2 separate regions of the Homo sapiens genome follow, and region 2 is linked to region 1. Evidence: chromatin loops called from intact Hi-C (ENCODE). Cell type or tissue: HepG2. All regions are shown on one strand. Links, peaks and the distances in the headings refer to the core of each region. The heading gives the core; the rest is flanking DNA. Region 1 overlaps FNDC3B (fibronectin type III domain containing 3B). Region 2 overlaps TMEM212-AS1 (TMEM212 antisense RNA 1).

Evidence for each region. Hi-C counts contacts between places; a loop is a spot of excess contacts. Peaks named below come from ENCODE experiments on the same cell type or tissue, not always from the same donor. Only the 100,000 strongest peaks of a DNase experiment are listed, where the experiment ranks them.
Region 2: a loop joins it to region 1, with 3 times the contacts of the local background. A loop is called at or near these places in 9 of 110 quality-filtered maps.

What each region holds. Positions count from the first base shown.
Region 1 is chr3:172,045,782-172,048,703 of GRCh38, reverse strand. The region is part of intron 1 of FNDC3B (fibronectin type III domain containing 3B); the gene reads right to left. Among named protein-coding and RNA genes, the nearest start is that of FNDC3B, 7.7 kb to the right of the region's middle. In HepG2, for the core only: no CTCF peak of the experiment used is centred there; no DNase peak of the experiment used is centred there; H3K4me3 peaks cover 2,496 bases.
Region 2 is chr3:171,882,051-171,884,972 of GRCh38, reverse strand. All of the region lies in intron 2 of TMEM212-AS1 (TMEM212 antisense RNA 1), which reads left to right. Among named protein-coding and RNA genes, the nearest start is that of TMEM212-AS1, 17 kb to the left of the region's middle. In HepG2, for the core only: no CTCF peak of the experiment used is centred there; DNase peaks (open chromatin) are centred at 1,262 and 1,552; H3K4me3 peaks cover 910 bases.

The sequences.
Region 1 (2,922 bases), core at 117-2,616:
GATGGGCATGGGTTGTTTCTACCTTTTAGGTATTGTCAATAATGCTGCTATAAACACTGGCTTTTAAGTACCTGAGTCCCTGCTTTCTTTTGCGTATAGGAATAGGAATGGAATTGCTGAATCATATAGTAATTCTATGTGTAAATATTTATGAACTACAGAACTGTTTTCCACAGTAGCTTTATCATTTAACATTCCCAACATGCAATACACAAGGATTCCAGCTCAATATATTTAAGTATTCTCTAATTCACTACTTCAGAATAATGTTTACCTCTATTTCTTAATCAGAATTATTTTTCTTGAGATTAAAAAAACCATGATCGAAAAATCAGAAACAGCATCTAAAGACTTTTATTATTTTCTTTCCCATTGAATGACTTAAACAATAAAAGATATAGAAGGTATAGAATGGGTTTTTTAAAACCTTTAAAATACTAAGAGAAAATGAAGCATAATATCCTAGAAATACATTAAGTATCCTATATGTACAACTTGTACTGTTAAAAACTGGTCAAATCTGACCCCTAAGTAGACACATACTAGAAAACCTCGCATCTGAGTGACTGAGTATAAAACGTAAAATATCCAGAAATCTTTTAAAAGAAACTTACTCTTATTACTGGCAAGTTCATACAGTACCTGGAACTAAGCTGCCCAGGAGGATCTTGCTTTAGTAAAAGTAGAGGAGAAGGACATGTAATTACCTTATCTAAATACTAAACTCAGGACTCTCCACAATCTTGCCCAAACACAAAGGCAGAAGAAATGAAGCTAAAAGCAATAATGATGCTCTTAAACCTTTAACACCTGCTGTCCCCAATCTGCCATCAAATGCTTACACATGACAAAAGAAGTTAACAAGTAGCAAAACAAATGTCAATAGAAAAACTCCAAAACCAATAAATAGGCATAGTTGGAGTCTATTGGTAGAGTGGAGTGGGGTGGGGGAGGCAGATATTGTGTTTATTGTTGTGATGTATTTTGCAAGCAAATAATATAGTTCTACCCATTGCTGGTAAACTGTTTGTAGTTCACATAATAGCATTGAGTCAATCAATATTTATTTCATGGCAATCCACAGAGAGCACTGACTTTCCAGGGGCTCCTGTATCTCTATGAAAAGACCACCAGCAGACCAGCATCAGTGAATGCATTCTGCATTTTTACACTGCTTTTAAGTAAATTGATTTTCCCAAGGTGCTTAAAAGTGGTTTGTTCTTTTAATTAGGTAAATATTCCTCTTAAGATCTATTTAAACTTGATATTTACAGTAAAACCTTTTCATACAGAATAGGCAGCCAAACTTTATCCTAGCCTTGCCTAGATAATTGCAAATCCCTAATTAGCTACATCTAGAACAATGGCGTTATTTTTAATAGAGACCCCTCTTTCATAGGCTATGGGGAATCTTAAATCCCTTAAAAATAAATTAAACCATTATATTTCCTGGGATCTTAGAATCTTCAATTATTTCTAAAACATCCCACCTTTGTTCATGTATAAAGATCACTTTCTACACAATTATTTCAACAGAAAGCTTTTCATAATTGTGAGTTAGGATCATGTCAATTTAAGTAAGTTTTTATGACTAGTTGGCCTTTATGAAAATCTTTACTACTCTTTCCAGGGTCAAAACAAAGATGTATCCTTACATTCTAATATAATTTAGAAGCCTTAAAGTCTAACACAGCCTGAAGGTGCTCCAATTTTACTATTTCTCAAATTTCAGAAGGTAGCAAAGAGTTGAACTTACCACCATCCAGCCTTAGGAGTTTGGTGGTAGACACTGTTCTCTATACAAGATTCCAAAAACATCAGAACAGAGTAGAACATTCCATTAACAAAGAACCTGGTCTAGATCTCAACAAATGCATTCTGAGTCAATAAACAAGTAACTGAAATGAAATTACATTTTAAGCTCAAATAGAATCATTTAACACAAGACACACTTTGATACTTACTAGAACCTCAAATAACACTGTGACTCAACACCATCTCAGAAAAATCCCCTACCACCCTGCAAAATGGTTATTTGAAACTGATGAGGTATTTTAATGATATTATAAAAACAAAACAGGGCCGGGCAAGGTGGCTCATAACCTATAATCCCAACATTTTGGGAGGCTGAAGCGGGGGGATTGCTTCAAGCCAGAAGTTAGAGACCAGCCTGAGCCACAAAGTGAAACCCTGTCTCTATAAAAATAAAAAAAAAAACATTAGCCAGGCATGGTGGCGTGAACCTATAGTCCTAGCTATAGCCCTACTCAAGGATCACTTGAGCCCAGGAGTTCGAAGCCATAGTAAGCTATGATAGAGCCACTGCACTCCAGCAGCAGTGAAACACTGTATCTTAAAAAAGAAAAAGAAAAAAAATTAGGAGCCAATGTCTAAACTGACACTGAGTAGTGAGTGCCAAGGGCATCAGAAATTCTGATCCAACACTTACAGAATGCTAAACTTGCATATCTTAACTGGGGAGAAACAAAGAAAAATTCAACAATCGATCCATTTTCAAACTGACAAACATCCTCATCTGTATGTAGATGGCTGATCACGACTGTCTATCGATCTTATGTGATTTATACTTGGTGGTTTTAAAAACATTTCTGTCCCCTGATCTTCAACTGGCACCCCACATACCTTCTGTTTCCAAGAACTGGTCCTTGACATTAAACCTGCACCACAAACAAACTCCCCTCCAGGTGAGCTTGTTACTAGGGTCTGGCATCTCACTGGAGGTACCTTGCAAAGTGCTCAACTACCATCAAGTCATCCTTCCAGTTGGGCCTGTGCTTGTCTACCTGCCCCTATCTAGCCACAATAATTCAAGCATTCTCTCCCTCTTTACAACACATAATGCCATAACCATAATATATATTTTAAGGCAAAGTGTATATATATATATAGAGAGAGAGAGAG
Region 2 (2,922 bases), core at 138-2,637, 160 kb after region 1:
TTGGGGGTTCAAGACCATCCTGACCAACATGGAGAAATCCTGTCTCTACTAAAAATACAAAAAATTAGCCTGATATGGTGGTGCATGCCTGTAATTTCAACTCTCGAGAGGCTGAGGTAGGAGAATCGCTTGAACCTGAGAGGCAGAAGTTGCAGTGAGCCGACATCGCACCATTGCACTCCAGCCTGGGCAACAAGAACAAAACTCCGTCTCAAAAAAAAAAAAAAAAAGAGAAAAAAGCTGAAGATGGAACTTTGGTGAACACTTACATCTGGGGACCATGCTGATCATATAAAAGCTAGTAAAGAAAACAAAGAAGAATCTGTCTGAGACAGGAAAAGAGCACAAGCTTCAGGAGGAGAGATTCAAGAAAAAAAAAAAAAAAAGGAGTGGTTCACAGTGGCAAATTCTGCCAAGGGGACACATAGGAGGAACACCAAAAAGATGACAGTGGAATGCCTGTGAGAGGTGACAAGTGATCTTTGCGAAAACCATTTTATAGAGAAGTGAAATTAGAAGGCAGGAAGGTTACAGCAAGAGAGGGGAATAAGTAAATATAGATTATACTTTTGGTAAATTTGGGATTGAAAAGGCAAGCTATGTATGGGAAAATAGCTTAAGAGAAAGGCAGAGTTTCTGGAAAGTTGAGCTATGTAACTTGGCATGCCATCTTGCACACTTTCTTTAGAGCAAGTGTTTTCATTAAAATAAATTATGCTAGAATCTAACTACAATTCTTGGTAGGTTCTGAAACACATCATTAGTACCTAAGAGAATTCCACAGGGGTGGGTGTGAGGCTCAAGATGGACGAAACAGAATCAGCCCCAGAATTGTTTCCGATCCAGAATGCGGCTGGGTTTGGAAGCTGCCCAAATGTAAGATGAGACCTGCCAGTGGTCCTCTTACCTTACATTCATTGAATCAGCCTGAGAAAGGGGCCGACACAGAGGAAAAGAGCCCAGTGAGACAGTCTGGAGAGAAAAGCATACGTCCCTGCCTCTAGCTGGGCTTGAAGCAAGACCTGAGTGTGCAATTTTCCGTTATGAGACCCAATCAACCCCCTCTATTAAAATTAGTTGGAGTTTAGTATCCTGTTATTTGCAACTAAGAGTCCTAATACATAACATCACTTAAAGCCATGTACACATCCTTCTATATCACAGGTGGGATTTTAAAGAACTAACATTTGTTGAAATCTGTGAAGTCGCGACGGTGAGAAGGAAATTCAGAATAGAATTGAACATTTGTCTTTCCTTTAATTATTAATGGTTTCACTATGTGAATAGGAAAAATGTTGCAATAAGCTAAACATTAACTTTTGAATCATCAGTGTACACAGTTTTCATTGGGATACAGTTATGGAGATATTTAGTTGTTGTTTTCCTCAGCCTTTAAAAAAATAATGACATTGCCACAAACAAAAGGATCATATCTTTGATCTTTTTAAAGGAAAAAATTTCCATCTTTATGATATAATTGCAAGGTCCCAAGATCTAAAAGGATCTTTACCCATACAGGCTGCATGGGCTGGTCTTCCTTATTTGTTTTTGGATTAGTTCCCAATTGACATCAAACACAGCAGCAAGACCCTTTTCTCTTTTGTGTTACAAGCAGCATCAATTTGTGAATTGTAAATACCCAAACTCTCTCCTGAAGATTAGCTTAACTAAATTGTCCTGGGGCAAGAGATGAGGAATTCATCCTCTACTTGCATGATTAAAAAAAAATTAACTTTCAAAAGGAGCAGGAAGAAGCTTGTCCACAATAAATCACTAGCAAGCAAGTGTTCTGAAGGGGAAAAGGTTGATATTAATAGAGGCAGCATTTTTCTTTCAGTAGAAAAGTTCTTTCAGTGAATTTGGAACTGACAGCCTTCAAAACTTAGGAAGTTAAGGATTAGAATGGCACAAATTTAAGAAGAAATATTACTGTGTTTTATATACTTGAAGATGTTTCTTCCTCTAATTGGGAGGTAGTTACATTCAAATGTCCAAATTACCTACAGTGTTTGTAAACTCCACATATCTAAGGCCACAGTTCACTTTTTGTGTATATGTAAAGGAGTTTGACTGATCCATTTAATTATCAATGAGAATAAAAGTATCAATGGGGATACAAATGTGGCTTGATAAAGAGATGGTCTTTAGACTTGGCATATAATTATATAGAAAATTTCTTAGTGCATTATCATACATTAGAGAGAAAAAGGCAATGGCCCGGGGGTCAGAAGACTGGTTGCTTTACTGCTACCAAATTAGAAACTTGGATAAATTAGCTAATCTCTCAGGATCTCAATTTCCTCATCTGTTACAGGTTATTGGGGAGGATTCTATTGAGACTTTTTGCTGATATTTTAGCTACTATTGCTATGTAACAAATTATCCCAAATTTATTGGCATAAAACAACATTTTATCATACAAATGAGTTCTATGGGTCTGATATTCAGGCAGGGCTCAGCTGGGCAATTTTTTTGCTTCTTGGGGCAATTGTTGAGGTCATCTCAGCTGGCAGATGAGATAGTCCAAAGAGTTCAAGACAACTTCACTCACCTTTCTTGGCAGAACTGAGCTCAGTCTGTCAACTGAAGTGCCTGTACATGGCTTCTCTAGCATCATGGTCTCTCTGACTTGCAGGTTTTAGGGTGGTCATACCTGTTACATTGCAGCCGGCTTCTCCCACAGCAAGCACCCCAAAAGAACCACGTGGTTCCAACATAGCAGCCTTAGAAGTCACACACCATTTTTGCTGCTCTCTGATCATTGCAAGTTTGCTCAGATTTAAGGGCAAAGAATATCAATTCGAACTTTCGACGAGAACAACATCAAGGAATTTTACATCCACATTTTAAAACCACCACACCTACTTATAAGGCTCCAGATATGATCTCTTATCATCATTCTCCAACACACTGTGTCCTCTC